2 separate regions of the Homo sapiens genome follow, and region 2 is linked to region 1. A link is an interaction called in ENCODE POLR2A ChIA-PET data of the cell type or tissue named here. Cell type or tissue: IMR-90. All regions are shown on one strand.

The links. Peaks named below come from ENCODE experiments on the same cell type or tissue, not always from the same donor. Only the 100,000 strongest peaks of a DNase experiment are listed, where the experiment ranks them.
Region 2: POLR2A ChIA-PET joins it to region 1 with 13 read pairs; 2 of 35 experiments call an interaction of 5 or more read pairs at or near these places.

The regions. Positions count from the first base shown.
Region 1 is chr14:69,463,600-69,466,099 of GRCh38, forward strand. No RefSeq gene overlaps it. Among named protein-coding and RNA genes, the nearest start is that of PLEKHD1, 20 kb to the right of the region's middle. In IMR-90, no CTCF peak of the experiment used is centred here; a DNase peak (open chromatin) is centred at 1,412; H3K27ac peaks cover 592 bases.
Region 2 is chr14:69,769,637-69,772,136 of GRCh38, forward strand. It overlaps SRSF5 (serine and arginine rich splicing factor 5), which reads left to right. Exons shown (of 8, transcript NM_001320214.2): 6 at 831-904; 7 at 1,359-1,469; 8 at 1,558-2,369. The coding sequence ends at 1,825. Among named protein-coding and RNA genes, the nearest start is that of SRSF5, 3.7 kb to the left of the region's middle. RefSeq lists an enhancer at 879-2,078. In IMR-90, no CTCF peak of the experiment used is centred here; no DNase peak of the experiment used is centred here.

The DNA of each region.
Region 1 (2,500 bases):
GCTTTTTACCTTATGTCATAGCTCAATAAAAAGTCTTTAAAAGTCAGTGTCACCAGGTGTGATGGTTCATGTCTGTAATCTCAGCCACTTTGAGTGGCTGAGGTGGGAGGATTGCTTGAGCCCAGGAGTTTGAGACCAGCTTGGGCAACACAGTGAGACCCCCATCTCTACAAAAAATTAAAAAAAAAAAATTAGCTGGGGCCAGGCACGGTGGCTCACGCCTGTAATCCCAGCACTTTGGGAGGCCGAGGTGGGTGGGTCGCGAGGTCAGGAGATTGAGACCATCCTGGCTAATATGGTGAAACCCCGTCTCTACTAAAAATACAAAAAATTAGCTGGGCGTGGTGGCGGGCGCCTGTAGTCCCAGCTGCTCGGGAGACTGAGGCAGGAGAATGTCGCGAACCCGGGAGGCAGAGTTTGCAGTGAACCGAGATCACGCCGCTGCACTCCAGCCTGGGTGACAGAGCGAGACTCTGTCTCAAAAAAAAAAAAAAAAAAAAAAGCTGGATATAGTGACATGCACCTGTGGTCCCAGCTACTTGGGAAGCTGAGGTGGGAGGATTGCTTGACCCCAGGAGGTCAAGGCTGCAGTGAACTGTGATCACGCCATTTCACTCCAGCCTGGGCAACAGAGCAAGACTCTGTCTCAAAAAATTCACTTAAAAAAAAGGAAGAATTCTGTTCTAAATTAAGAGAGTCTGAAGAGATGAAATAATCAATTCCAGTGATTAACCTGGATTGGAGGTTCCTTTTTGATTGAACCAGATCAGAAATTTGAAAGTTCAAAAAACATGTTGGGGATGACAGCTGCACAATTCTGTGAACCTACCAAAAGCTATTGAATTGTACACTTAAAAAATGGGAACTCAACATTAAGGGCACATTCCTCCACAAAACTGCTCTCCAGACACCAGCAGCAAGTTCAGGAATTACCAGGTCATCCTTTCTTCTGACTAGCTGGCTGCAAATTTGGAGTTTCCCACAGCCACTCTCTGGTCAGTAATTTGCTAAAACAACTCACAGAACTCCAGAAAAAACTATGTTATGATTGCAGTTCTATTATAGCAAAAAGGACAGACCAGAAACAGAAGAAGAGGTGCCTGGGGCAAAGTCTGAGAGAGTCCCAAATGTGAAGCTTCCCTCATTCTCAGGGACACATTGCCCTCCCAGCATTGAAGCATGAAAATACTCTGACCAGGGACGTTCTCCTGAGTTTTGGTATCCGGAGTTTTTATTGAGGCTTCGTTATTTAGGTATGATTGAATCATTGGCTATGTGGTTGAACTCAATCTCTAGCCCCCTTTTCCTTCCTGGAGGTTGGACTGGTATCACATGACTCAAAGCCCCAACTCTAACTACATGGTTGGCTTTTCCGGGTGGCCAGCTCCCAGCCTGAGTCATCTTGCAAACATAAACTATCCAGGGGTCTTCCGTGAGTCACTGTGTTAGCAGAAACTATCAAGTGGGATCCCAGGAGTCCACCGTGAATAATGAATACTCCTATCACTCAGGAAATTCCAGAGAATTAGAGGTTACTTCCCAGAAACCAAAGACAAAGGCCGCCTAATTCTTTACTACACAGATGGTCAGAGCTGGACACTTAAAGGTGAAACCTGGCCAGGCGTGGTGGCTCACGCCTGTAATCCCAGTACTTTGGGATCACTTGAGGCCAGGAGTTCAAGACCAGCTTGGCCAACATGGCAAAACTCTGTCTCTACTAAAAATACAAAAATTAGCCAGGCGTGGTGGTGCATACCTGTAATCCCAGCTACTCGGGTGGCTGAGGCATGAGAATTGCTTGAGCCCAGGAGGCAGAGGTTGCAGTGAGCTGAGATCGCACCACTGCACTCTAGCCTGGGCAACAGAACAAGACTCTGTCTGGAAAAAAAAAAAAAAAAAAAAGTGAAACCTGAACCAAGACTTGAAAGAAGTGAGTACCTGAGCCAAGCAGATACCTGGGAGGAGAATATCCCAGGCACAGCAAATAGCTAGAGCACAGGTCCTAACATTAGAGCTTACTTGGCTTGTTCAAGAAGAAGCAAAAAGACAAGTGCAGCTGGAATGGAGTGAGGAAAGAATAGTTGAAAAGGAAGGGCTGGGAGCAGTGGCTCACACCTGGAATCCCAGCGCTTTGGGAGGCCGAGGTGGGTGGATCACGAGGTCAGGAGATCAAGACCATCCTGGCTAACACGGTGAAACCCCGTCTCTACTAAAAATACAAAAAATTAGCCGGGCGTGGTGGCGGGCGCCTGTAGTCCCAGCTACTTGGGAGGCTGAGGCAGGAGAATGCTGTGAACCCGGGAGGCGGAGCTTGCAGTGAGCCAAGATCACGCTACTGCACTCCAGCCTGGGCGACAGAGCGAGACTCTGTCTCAAAAAAAAAAAAAAAAAAAAAAAAAAAAATAAGGAAGACACATGGAGGGCCTAATTAAACTGACAAAGTCTCAATGCAAGCACTGACACAGAGATAGTGGAATGAAAGAGCCCAGCAGTAAGAAGC
Region 2 (2,500 bases), 310 kb after region 1:
CTAGATCTGTGTTTGCCGGTCTAGACGTTATCGGTGCACTTCCTTGAAGTGCCAGGTTGCAGCGATCCCAGAGCGTTGATAACGTGATCTGATCCCTAAGTTGAGACCTGTCTTCCTGTAACGCTTCCGAATAAGAGGTCCGGTCGAAAAGAGTTGAAAGATACGAAATTAGGTGGTCGTTGGAATCCTGATCGCAGTAAAGTGGTCCTTGGTAACTGCTCGAGTAGAACATGTCTGCATCCGCCAATAGTCCGCTAATAGGGAGGGCTGTGCGATTAAAGGCTTCCATCGATTGGGTAGTGTCCTTCAAGTGGGTGGCGAAGAGCCAGTCGGGCATATGTCATGAAGGTTTCTCCGACCGATTAATGGTTTGCTGCTTGACTAGCCTAGGGAAATAATAATAAAGGTAAAGTAAACTTTTTTAATGACATATGGGGCACAAAATAACTGGTGTCTTGTAAATGTTCTGTTTTTTTAAATAAAACTTCTCTACTTTAGTCTTTACTTTAAAAATATGTACTGTTTCCTTTTTTGTTGTTTTTTTGTTTGTTTTTTTTTCTTTTGTACTGAGCTCAGCATAGACTAATACTACCTTAATGTTAAAATCTGAATTTCTTTTAGCATTTTGCTTAAAAGCAATATGCTATTTGCTTATTCCGTGCCCTGACATAGATAATTTTTGAATTCTGATAGAATACAAGTGTGGTAAATGCCATGTTTGTACTTTATCTAACATCTTCTCTTTCAGTAGTCTTGTTTTTTTTATATCATGTGATTGTTTGTGTGTCCCCTTTCCTCTTCTTTGCTTAACACAATTATCTTGTGTTAAGGATCTCAAAGATTTCATGAGACAAGCTGGGGAAGTAACGTTTGCGGATGCACACCGACCTAAATTAAATGAAGGGTATGTACTGGAAACTGTGAAAGTCTTTAAAAATATCCGGAAAATTTTACTGTGAACTTAGTTTTGAGGACTTAAAATTTGAATATGTTAGAATGCAGAGATTCTCCAGAGACAATTTTGCTGCTTCCCTCCTCCCCCCCACACCTTTGGCAGTGTCTGGAGACAAGTTTGGTTGTCACAACTGGTTGAGAGAGGATGCTGTTGGCATGTAGTCAGTAGGGGCTAGGCATCCTGCTAAGCATCCCACGGTGCATAGGGAACCCCCTCAACAATGAATTGGCTCAAAGTATAACAGTGCCAAAACTTTGCTCTTTTAATGCTGTGTTATCCAGAAATAAGACTCAATAGTAGCAATAGCAAAAGTGAACATAGAAACGACTTACCTAGACTGCTGTGTGCAATGTGTGAGACTACAGGATGTATATACTTTAAAAGTGGCTGTTTTCCATTTTAGGGTGGTTGAGTTTGCCTCTTATGGTGACTTAAAGAATGCTATTGAAAAACTTTCTGGAAAGGAAATAAATGGGAGAAAAATAAAATTAATTGAAGGCAGCAAAAGGCACAGGTATCTCTAATTTTTTAAAGTCAAAAGTTGTATTTAATGGGTTTGTTGTAGAGTCTTATCTAGGCTGATTTCTTTTCATTTTTCATAGTAGGTCAAGAAGCAGGTCTCGATCCCGGACCAGAAGTTCCTCTAGGTCTCGTAGCCGATCCCGTTCCCGTAGTCGCAAATCTTACAGCCGGTCAAGAAGCAGGAGCAGGAGCCGGAGCCGGAGCAAGTCCCGTTCTGTTAGTAGGTCTCCCGTGCCTGAGAAGAGCCAGAAACGTGGTTCTTCAAGTAGATCTAAGTCTCCAGCATCTGTGGATCGCCAGAGGTCCCGGTCCCGATCAAGGTCCAGATCAGTTGACAGTGGCAATTAAACTGTAAATAACTTGCCCTGGGGGCCTTTTTTTAAAAAACAAAAACCACAAAAATTCCCAAACCATACTTGCTAAAAATTCTGGTAAGTATGTGCTTTTCTGTGGGGGTGGGATTTGGAAGGGGGGTTGGGTTGGGCTGGATATCTTTGTAGATGTGGACCACCAAGGGGTTGTTGAAAACTAATTGTATTAAATGTCTTTTGATAAGCCTTCTGCTCACATTTTTGTGAATGTCTGAAGTATATAGTTTGTGTATATTGACAGAGCTCTTTTATAACTAAAGCAAATTTAATTTTTTTGTACTAGAAAAAAATTTGAACATTTTAGTTCTTGGTTATAAAAATGTTAATTCAGAATTAGTTTAATGCCTTAATTAAACTAATTAATAGCTTTGGACACTTAAAAGAGCTCTAAATTTGCTTGTACATAAAGGCTTAATTTGTTTTCCTTGTTAGGGTCAAGGGTGTCCTCCACTCTTTAACAGCTGCTGGACAGACACATTAGAGCAGCTGTTTGTTATTGATAATAAAATATTATAAAACTACTTTTTGTCTGTTTGTCTGAAGAAGTCCTATGCTGATTATTTCTCATCCTTATACAGTAGATTTAAAACACAGAACACATCCAGAATCCTGGAGTTGGTTACGGTCTCTCTTTAAAAATAATGTTTTTGAC